2 separate regions of the Homo sapiens genome follow, and region 1 is linked to region 2. Evidence: read pairs that join two places in POLR2A ChIA-PET (ENCODE). Cell type or tissue: CD4-positive, alpha-beta T cell. All regions are shown on one strand. Links, peaks and the distances in the headings refer to the core of each region. The heading gives the core; the rest is flanking DNA. Region 1 overlaps MED26 (mediator complex subunit 26). Region 2 overlaps LOC124904643 (a long non-coding RNA gene).

Evidence for each region. ChIA-PET counts read pairs that join two places held together with the same protein. Peaks named below come from ENCODE experiments on the same cell type or tissue, not always from the same donor. Only the 100,000 strongest peaks of a DNase experiment are listed, where the experiment ranks them.
Region 1: POLR2A ChIA-PET joins it to region 2 with 5 read pairs; 2 of 35 experiments call an interaction of 5 or more read pairs at or near these places.

What each region holds. Positions count from the first base shown.
Region 1 is chr19:16,591,688-16,597,056 of GRCh38, forward strand. All of the region lies in intron 1 of MED26 (mediator complex subunit 26), which reads right to left. Among named protein-coding and RNA genes, the nearest start is that of SLC35E1, 22 kb to the left of the region's middle. RefSeq lists enhancers at 374-876, 3,192-3,391 and a silencer at 1,773-1,832. In CD4-positive, alpha-beta T cell, for the core only: no CTCF peak of the experiment used is centred there; DNase peaks (open chromatin) are centred at 2,624, 3,114 and 3,584; H3K4me3 peaks cover 1,014 bases; H3K27ac peaks cover 1,856 bases.
Region 2 is chr19:15,342,568-15,347,936 of GRCh38, forward strand. It overlaps LOC124904643 (a long non-coding RNA gene), which reads left to right. Exons shown (of 4, transcript XR_007067146.1): 3 at 1,665-1,799. Among named protein-coding and RNA genes, the nearest start is that of BRD4, 13 kb to the left of the region's middle. In CD4-positive, alpha-beta T cell, for the core only: no CTCF peak of the experiment used is centred there; no DNase peak of the experiment used is centred there.

The DNA of each region.
Region 1 (5,369 bases), core at 319-5,318, 1.2 Mb after region 2:
CTGCAAAGTCTTGGGCAAACGACAGTCTGCTCTCCCCAAAACATGGTGCAAGCAATGATGCTGGATCCATCCTCCTGACCTGAAAGTAGCCACGGTGCGTCTGACAGAGTCTTTTCCCTCCTAATTCCGCATGGTTTTCTCCTATGGGAATTAAGCTCCTAGAGTGAGAAATCTGTCTGAAATCCTGACTTTCCCCGCTAGAGAGCTGATCTAGATCCTTCCTATTCAAGTGTGGCCTAGGGGTCAACAGCACGGGCATCACCAGGGAGCTGCTTTGAAACGCACAATCCCCATCCCCATCCCCCCTAGACCTCCTGCATCAGAAGCTGCATTCCAACAAGCCCTCAAGGAGGCCCAGCCCCACAGGGATGATGGGCAGAGGCACCCAAGGCTGTGGGCTCTGCTTGGCACCATGTGCCCAGCTGCAGCCCTGACCCCTACTTCTGTGGCCAGCCAATCAGAGGCTCCCTGGTAACACTCCTGGCACCACCTGCACCCTGCTTTCCAGAGTCCCTCCCAGGTGTGACTCATCCAATCCCTCTGACAACTGTAAACCCTGAGGGGGTGTGATGTGCCCAAGTTCCATCTGCAGGAGGGGACTGCAGAGTCCATACCACGACCCCACAGAGCCCACCAGGCACAGCTGTGGGGCCCTGTCCCGTCCCATGCCAATCTCAGAGAAAGCCTCTCCCGATGGTGGTGTGACAGGGTCCAGACAAACCACAACAGGATGAAAGGACAGGAAATATCCAGGCTGGTGGGGGACGTACCGCCACCAACCAGCAATGGCCACTGTCAGGGACAATGGCATCTGGCAGAGGCTGGGGAGCTCCCAGAGGATGTTAGCAAATCACGCCACACATGTCCCTTCCAAACAAAGTTCAGCAGCAGCAGGTCTCACCCGCTCGCCTAGGCATGACATGTGGAGCCTGTCACCAGCTTCATAACCAGTGTCCCCACCTTCATCCACTTGGCTCCCAGAGCTCCTGGTCAAAACGGCACCCCCTTCTTCTAAACCTCAAAGCCGGTGTTTCTAAGATAATTCCACTTCAGCTCCAATAAGGACCTGAGTAGCTTCTGCGGGCTGGACCGATGACCAGTTATTGCAACTGGGGACATTTTCTAAGGGCAGATGATGGCTGTCTTGGTTCCAATCAACTGCCTTACAAACCACTGCCCTGGAATGCAACTGTTCCAAAGGCGGCATCACTCAACCCTCTGTTTTAAAAACACAAGTCAACGAAAATAACAAGTTGCACCACCACCCCCAACTCACAGCCAAACCTCCCACAGGACTGGCCGAATTCTGCCCTGCTTGGCTGGCGCCGACTCTGTAGGTGGGCCAAGCAGGCAACTGATGCCCACCAATCCAGACACCAGCACCTGGTCCCCAGGAGGGCCACCAGCCCACAGCCTGCAAGGAGAAAAGAAGAAATCCTCCTACGGCCCTCAGTGACATCTCATAGACCCAACAACCTGATGCCGAGGTGCCTATCCGAAGTCACTGCATATTTCATCGGCACCCTCTGGCCCAGGCTGTGCAGAGGACAGGGCCAAATCACCACCTCACCATTCACTGGGTCTGGAAAGCAAGCCCTTTCCAGCAAGGGAGAGGCAGGGAGGCATGAGGGAGCTCCTCCCCTGGTCATCTGGCTCACAGAGCTCTTCCTCCCACCTGCCCACACATCTGCTCAGACTTTCTTTAGCCCTCACTGCCTGCAACACACCCGCTTTCTCACATGTGGTCCAGCCTCCACCTGCAGGTCTGCTCCTCAGGTGCAGGGACCTTGGTTTTGTTCACTGTTGCCTCCTAAGTGCCTAGAACAGTGCCTGGCAACTAGCAGGGACTTGATACATGCCAAATGATGGGTGGATGAAGTCCCTCATCCACGGTTGCTGGCCACCATGTTCACTCCAATATCACAAACATCTCAGGGGTCTCCCTCTGTGGCAAGTCAACACCTAGAGAGCAAACACGCTTTGTCCCGTTGTCAGCTGTCACCTGCACTGGCCATCCCAGAGGATCATGAGAACACAGTGACTCTTGGTGGTCCTCACAAAGCTTCATCAAAGTCCAGGTCAAGGGTGCCATCTCTGAGTGGGTCCTGGAGATGCTGCTAGACAGAAGGCCACCTCTCCTGTCCCTCCAAAGCTGTGGTCAATGGTGGCACTGGCTCTGCTGCTCTCTCTCAGGCAAACATGTTTGCTCAGCAAGGCTCAACGTGTTTTGAGAGAGCCTTCGTTTTCAATGCAGAGGTCCTGGAAGTTACTATGACCACACAAATTTTCTCCAGTTTACCTTCTTGGCAATCCTAAAGCTATTCCAAATTGTTATATAAGGAGGGAGAAGGGAAGCCACATGAGATTTTTGCAAAGCCACGAATTAAAGCAATGTGGAAATTAAACCTAACAATCCACTGTGGTTAACTCAGTGACAGGATTATCCATATAGTGGCGGCACAGTGTGGCAAGGCAGGGAGAGTGGAAGCTTGCTGGTAGAAGCCTGTGTTATCTGCTGGCTACAGTGAGGGCACACTCAAGGGCCACCAGGGCTCCTGAGGCCACTTGCCGCCGAGAGCCAAATCAACCACTTCCTTCCTTTCCCACTAAAGGCTAGGCAGCCCCTGGTGGCTCTGGGGAAAGCCCAGCCACACAGCAGTGGCCCCAGTCAAGCCCCAAGTGGGGTGGAGCGGATCTCACCGGTACTTCCTGCTGTGGACCTGAACCACGCGCATCTCACAAGTGGGGAAGGGGCAGCGAAACCAACCTGAGAGGCCATGATTTGGCCTGGGCTAAATGCCAGAGGACACCCTGCAGCGAGACTCGTGCTCCCTTGTCATGACATGTCCAAGGCAAGGTGGGGTCTGAGCTGGGTTCTAGGAGAGGCACTGAAGTGGCCTGCAGAGGTGGCAGACCACTGGACATGGAGAAGGTTCATTTTTCACCACGGTGAAGATGAAGAAGGGGGAAAAAACCAGAACTTTCTTCATTTGCTAACAGCACCTCTTCAATATTTTAAACCTTTTTTAACTTAAAAAAAAAATCTGGTTTCCCCCACCTTCATCTTCACCACACAAGTGCTGACAGTCAACCACAGCCACAGAAAATGCAACAGTGCAATTAAGGGCAGGAACGCATGTTTTTACTACACCCTAAGGCAGCATTAAAAAGTGCTGGCTCTGGACCCTACCTGTCACCACACCAAAACGGCTCTACCCAGGGAACCTGTCACCAAAGCCAGGGACCCATCAGCCTGCCTCGGCCTCACCTCTCAGAGCAGTTCCTCGAATCCAGGGCTGCTCCTTCCTCCTGAACTCTGCTCCTGCCGGTGGCCCCTCTACAGTCTCAACTTCCTCCACTTGGGGCTCCTCAGGCCCCAACCCCAGATCCTTCCTCCCTCACTGCGGATTCACACTCCAGGAGCAGTGGCAGCACCCCCCATGTAGGAAAGCCCACAGTCCAGGAGTCACCTCCAGTAGGTGCCTCTGCGTTGGACCCCTGTTTCAAAGCCCTGAGATGGTTGACCCCAGCCCTCCTCAAACCCAACTCGTGACACGTGCGCACCTCTTTCCAGCTCTGTGACTGTCTAGACACTCTGACCACATTGGGCCTAATGCTGTGCTGACCGAGCACACCGAGGGAAGCAAGAAGGGACCTGGTGACTTGATTGTGCACGTGCTCTCACCCTGCCCCTGTGGTCTTCCTCTCCTCTGAGAGCATCTACTGAGCCACTGCTGTTGTCAGATGTGCGCTGTCTTGAACCCCAGCAGCCTCAGGAGGTGAGATGAACATTGTCATTGCACAAATGGACACCTGGAAACTCAGGAAGGGATGACATCCTGTGGTGGCTTCAGGCTGAGAGTGCCCAGCAGACCCAAGAATGGAGACCAGTGCTCAGGTCTGACCTCAGAGGCCAAGCTCTGCACAGAACAAAGTGTGGAGCCAACTCACACCCTTCACTCCCCCAACAGCAATGCTTTCCTGGGTGACTTTCCCGTCCTAGTCCAGTGCCAGTAACAATTATATCACTGCATCACAGATACTGCATTCTTTTTTCATTTAACACTTCTTGTTGCTACATAATCTTCAAGATCATGTCTAACAGCTAAATGTTCTATTAATGTATCATAATTCCCTTAACCTTCTCCGATTGCTGGGCAGTTCACTTCTTTCTAGGTTCTCCTGCTGCAACCAGTACTGGAATGAACATCTTCAAACATGCTTCCTTCTCTCATTTTTTCCTTAGGAATCAATTCCCAGGTGTTAAACTTTACTCCAAGAGAGTTCAAATACTGTCATGGCAACTGGTACTGCCTCAACTTTTTTCTTTTTGTTTTTCTTGAGACAGGGTCTCGCCCTGTTGCCCAGATTGGAGTGCAGTGGCACCATCGTGGCTCACTGCAGCTTCGACCTCACTTGAGCTCAAGTGATCCTCCTGCCTCAGCCTCCCCAAGTGCTAAGATTACAGGCAAGCCACTGTGCCCAGCCATGCTTCAACTGTTTTTGGCTCTTGGCTTCCACAGTGCAATGACCCCATCACAAAAGGGAGGGAGAAAGCAGTTAAATCTGCTGTGCCCTGCCAAGGGTCCCAGAAAGCAACCCCATGCTGCGTCAGAGCTGTTATCCTGCCCTCCTTATGTTTCCCTTGACTCTGCACAGGTATGGCAGTGTGTCTCCAAACGTGAAGGCCAGTCAGGCAAGAGAGAGGATCTGGCACAGACATTCATAAATAATTTCCTAGGACTGGCACTGAAGCCATACTGCCCACAATTGCTGACCACAGCCTCAGCCATCGAGTGCATACGTGGGACACCTCCTTGCGTGGAGAGATGCAGACAACTCGGCTGCACGCTGCCACACCCAGCTCTAACTCAGACAGGCATGTGTCAATGCCATTGTTGCTCTACCTGGAGCAGGTTACATTCCTTCAGGAACATGCTGGCACAGGGTGGGGATGTTCCTGGGATGCTGGGCAGGATGCGGGGTTGAAGTGGAAGAGGCAAGAGCAGATCTAGCCCCTCTTCCACGCCACTCCCTTCGCCCTTCACAAAGGAACGGGGTGACAGGACCTGGGGTAAGGTCTTCCAAGACTCCTCCAGGTGTCTTGGGCAAAGTGAGGCCCTGGACGGGGTTCCACAGCCTAGCCACTTCCCATCTGCTGGCTTCCCAGCCTGTAGCCCTTGCACGGCACACTGTGCCACAGCCCCAAAGTTGCAAACAAATGGCCAAGAATGAGGTGGGCCAACTTGCAGCAGTTCATATTCCAACCTCACAAGAAGACCACCACTCCATCACGAAGTCCTATATCTCACAGACCACGCCCACATGGTCAGAGGGTGACAGATGCCAGAGGGGAACAGTGCCCCCAG
Region 2 (5,369 bases), core at 287-5,286:
GCTGAGCTTGCAGGCATGAGCCACTGTGCCCAGCCTACAAGTCTCATTTCTGTAATGATACAGAAGCTACTCTGCTATAATTTTTAAAAAATTAATAGACTATTTTGTTAGCAGTTTTAGGTTTACATAAAAATTGAGGCCAGGTGCAGTGGCTCACGCCTGTAATCCCAGCACTTTGGGAAGCTGAGCCAGGTGGATCACCTGAGGTCAGGAGTTTGAGACCACCCTGGGCAACATGGCAAAACCCTGTCTCTACTAAAAATACAAAAAATTAGCCGGGCATGGTGGCGCGCACCTGTAATACCAGCTACTTGGGAGGCTAAGGCAGGAGAATTACTTGAACTCAGGAGGAGGAGGTTGCGGTGAGCCGAGATCGCGCCACTGCACTCTAGCCTGGGCAACAGAGCGAGACTCAATCTCAAAAAAAAAAAAAAAATTGAAGCTGGGCGTGGTGGCTCACACCTGTAATCCCAGCACTTTGGGAGGCTGAGGCGGGTGGATCACCTGAGGTCAGGAATTCGAGACCAGCCTGCCCAACATGAAACCCCGTCTCTACTAAAAATACAAAAATATTAGTCAGGTGCGGTGGCACACACCTGTACTCCCAGCTATTCAGGAAGCTGAGGCAGGAGAATCGCTTGAACCCAGGAGGCAGAGGTTGCAGTGAGCCAAGATCGCGCCATTGCACTCCAGCCTGGGCAACAAGAGCAAAACTCCATCTCAAAAAAAAAAAAAAATTGAGTGGAAAGTACGATTCCCATATATGCCCTTACTACTACCCTCCACCCCATTTTCCCCAATCTCAGCATTAACATTAGTGTGCTACATTTGTTACAGCTGATGAGCCAGTATAGATCCAATACCGATACATTATTAACTAATACCTGTACTTTACATTAGGGTTCATTCACTCTGTGTTGTATATTCTATGGGTTTTGACAAATGTATAAACACATGTAGGCCGGACATGGTGGCTCATGCCTGTAATCCTAACACTTTAGGAGGCCGAGGACGGGGGATCACTAGAGCCCAGGAGGTCGAGACCGTCATGGGCAACATGGTGAAACCTCATCTCTGCAAAAATACAGAAAATTAGCCAGCTATGGTGTCACATCCCTGTAGTCCCAGCTACTTGGGAGGCTGAGGTGGGAGGATCACCTGAGCCTGAGAGGTCCAGGCTGCAGTGAGCCAAGATCACACCGCTGTATTCCAGCCTGGGCAATAGAGTGAGACCCTGTCTCAAAAAGTGAAAATAAAGACATGTATATACTATTATGCTTGCCAGTTTGTTTATTTGTTTTGCTTTGAGACAGGGTCTTGCGCTGTTGCCCAGGCTGGACTGCAGTGGCATGGTCGCAGCACACTGCAGCCTCAACCTGCTGGGCTCAAGCGATCCTCCTGCCTCAGCCTCTCAAGTAGCTGGGATTATAGGTGTGTGCCATCATGCCTGGCAATTTTTTTCTTTTTTTTAGTAGAGATGAGGTCTCCCTATGTTGCCTAGTCTGGTCTCAAACTCCTGGACTCAAGTGATCCTCACCAAAGCCTCCCAAAGTGCAAAGATTATAGGCGTGAGCCACCATGCGTCCGGCTTGCTTGCCGTTGTTTTTGTTTGTTTGTTTTGTTTTGTTTTGTTTTTGAGACGGAGTTTCACTCTTGTTGCCCAGGCTGGAGTGCAATGCCGTGATCTTGGCTCACCACAACCTCCGCCTCCCGGGTTCAAGCGATTCTCCTGCCTCAGCCTCCGGAGTAGCTGGGATTACCAAGTAGCTGGGATTACAGGCATGCGCTACCATGCCAGGGTAAGTTTTATATTTTTAGTAGAACTGGGATTTCACCATGTTGACCAGGCTGGTCTCAAATTCCTGACCTCAAGTGATCCACCCACCTCAGCCTCCCAGGGTGCTGGGATTACAGGCGTGAACCACTGCACCCAGCCTGCATTTTTTTTACAAACAGATTTTCGCCATGTTGCCTACACTAGTCTCAAACCCCTGGGCTCATGTGATCCTCCTACCTCGGCCTCCCAAAGTGCTGGAATTAAAGGTGTAAGCCACCGTGCCCATCCAGTTGACAAAGTTTATTTCTTTTTTTTTCTTTTGAGAGAGAGTTTCACTGTTGTTGCCCAGGCTGGAGTGCAGTGGCGTGAACTTGGCTCACTGCAACCTCTGCCCCCCAGGTTCAAGCCATTCTCCTGCCTCAGCTTCCTGAATAGCTGGGATTACAGGCATGTGCCACAACACCTGGCTAATTTTGTGTTTTTAGTAGAGACGGGGTTTCTCCATGTTGGTCAGGCTGGTCTCGAACTCCCAGACTCAGGTAATCCTCCCGCCTCAGCCTCCCAAAGTGCTGGGATTACAGGCATGAGCCACTGCGCCTGGCCGACAAAGTGTATTTCAAACACTGCGGAGAATTGTTGTGGTCTTAATTCATTTGGGGTAATCGGTATTGTCATTCTCATTGTCCTCTTGTGAGGAGGAATTAGGAACTTATGTCTCTCTAGGGAGGCTACAGTTTTCCTTTTGGGGACCATTGTAGTAGAGAATTCTCACATTCACACATTTCATTTCCCTAAAGTTAGTCACCGGCCCATGTGGGTAATCTCTAAAGAGGACAACAAGTATTTAGCAGTTATTTCAGAGATAATTTTCTGCCAGCAAATATGGGAAACTTGCATGCATTTTTGAACTCTGCCTCTTCACATCTATTTAGAGAAATGTTCCCAAGTCTTTGTAGGCATCTGAGAAGCCAAAATCCCCAGGCATTTCCCACAGGGCAGGATCGGTTGTCGTTTTGAGTGGGTAGCGATGGGCTGGGTGGCCTATTAAGTGAAAACATGGTGATCTGTGCACCCACAATGCCTAGGCCCTGCAGACACAAATGCCCAACTTGTTGACCTGTGACTCAGACTTAGACCCGAAAAGGAGATGTTATATACACTCTGTTCTTTATTGAAATAATCCAGCTTGAATGAGTTGGCTGGAAATATAGGATTTGTAGGAATAAACGGTCTTCCACATCAACATAATGGAATTCAGTTGAGAGGAATATTACTGGGGATGTAAATATGCTTTAAACACAGGCTCGCGGTGGCTCACACCTGAAATTCCAGCACTTCCGGAAGCTGAGGCAGGCGATCACTTGAGGTCGGGAGTTGGAGACCAGCCTGGCCAACATGGCGAAACCACATCTCTACTAAAAGTACAAAAAAATTAGCTGGCTATGGTGGTATGTGCCTGCAATCCTAGCTACTCGGGAGGATGAGGCAGGAGAATCGCTTGAACCCAGGAGGCGGAGGTTGCAGTGAGCCGAGATCGTGCCATTACACTCCAGCCTGGGAGACAGAGCAGCACTCCGTCTCAAAAAAAAAAAAAAAAAAAAAGAAAAGAAAAGAAAAAAAAAAGAGGCTGGGTGCCATGGCTCACACCTGTAATCCCATCACCTTGGGAGAAGTTTCTCTTAAGCCCAGGAGTTTGAGACCAGCCTGGGCAACATGGAGAAACCCTGTCTCTACAAAATATACAAAAATTAGCAGGGCGTGGTGGTGCATGCCTGTAGTCCCAGCTACTCAGGAGGCTGAGATGGGAGGATCACTTAAGCCTAGGAGATTGAGGCTGCAGTGGGCTATGGTTGTGCCACTGCACTCCAGTCTGGGCAACAGAGCAAGACCCTGTCTCAAAAAAATAAAAAAAAGAAAAGAATAAAAGTGTTACAACAATGCCAGCACTGTACTGGAAGACAGTAATCAAAGAAGTAAAACTGTATCTATTCACAGATGATGTGATTTTATAGATACGAAATCCTGAAGAACACACACACACACACACACATACACACACAAACTTATTAGAGCTAATACATTCCACAAAATTAGCATCCATGATCAACACACAAAAACCTCTTACTTGTATTTCTGTACACTGGCAACGAACAACCCAAAAATGAAATTAAAAACATTCTCGGCCAGATGCAGTGGCTTACGCCTATAATCCCAGCATTTTGGGAGGCTGAGGCGAGCAGATTGCCTGAGGTCAGGAGTTCGAGACCATCCTGGCCAACATGGTGAACCTCTGTCTCTACTGAAAATAAAAAAATTAGCCAGGCGTGGTGGCAGGTGCCTGTAATCCCAGCTACTCAGCAGGCTGAGACAGGAGAATCACTTGTACCCGGGAAGCGGAGGTTGCAGTGAGCCGAGATTGTGCCATTGCACTGCAGCCTGGGCGACAAGAGTGAGACTTTGTCTCAACAACAACAACAAAAAAATTATCAGGCAGACCCCCTGAGTACAAACAAAAAATTTTTTTTTTGAGACGGAGTCTCACTCTGTCGCCCAGGCTGTAGTGCAGTGGCGCGATCTCGGCTCACTGCAAGCTCTGCCTCCCGGGTTCACGCCATTCTCCTGCCTCAGCCTCTCAAGTAGCTGGGACTACAGGCACCCGCCACCACGCCCGGCTAATTTTTTTGTATTTTTAGTAGAGACGGGGTTTCACCGTGTTAGCCAGGATGGTCTATGATCTCCTGACCTCGTGATCCGCCCGCCTCAGCCTCCCAAAGTGCTGGGATTACAGGCGTGAGCCACCGCACCCGGCCCAAAATTTTTAATTAAAAATGTTTTAAATAGGCTGGGTTCAGTGGCTTTCACCTGTAATCCCAGCACTTTGGGAAGCCGAGGCGGGCTGATCACTTGGTATCAGGAGTTTAAGACCAGCCTGGCCAACATGGTGAAACCCTGTCACTACTAAAAATACAAAAATTAGCTGGGTGTGGTGGCATGCACCAGTAATCCCAGCTACTCAGACGTTGAGGCAGGAGAATCGCTTGAACCCGGGAGGCTGAGGTTACAGTGAGCCAAGATCACACCATTGCACTCCAGCCTGGGCAACAGAATGAGGCTGCGTCTCAAAAAAAAAAAAAAATTTATGGTAGCTCACACCTGTAATCCTACCACTTTGGGAGGCCGGGGTGGGTGGATCACGAGGTCAAGAGTTCAAGACCAGCCTGGCCAACATGGTGAAACCCCGTCTCTACTAAAAATACAAAAGTTAGCTGGGCATGGTGGTGTGCGCCTGTAATCTCAGCTACTCGGGAGGCTAAGGCGAAGAATTGCTTAACTGGGACCCAGGAGGCAGAGGTTGCAGTGAACCAAGATTATGCTGGCACTGCACTCCAACCTGGGCTGCAGAGCAAGACTCTGTCTCAAAAAAAAAATTTTTTTAGTCCGGGCACGGTGGCTCACCCCCGAAATCCCAGCACTTTGGGAGGCTGAGGGCAGATCATGAGGTGAAGAGATCGAGACCATCTGGCCAACATGGTGAAACCCTGTCTCTATTAAAAATAGAAAAATTTGCTGGGCGTGCGCCTGTAGTCCCAGC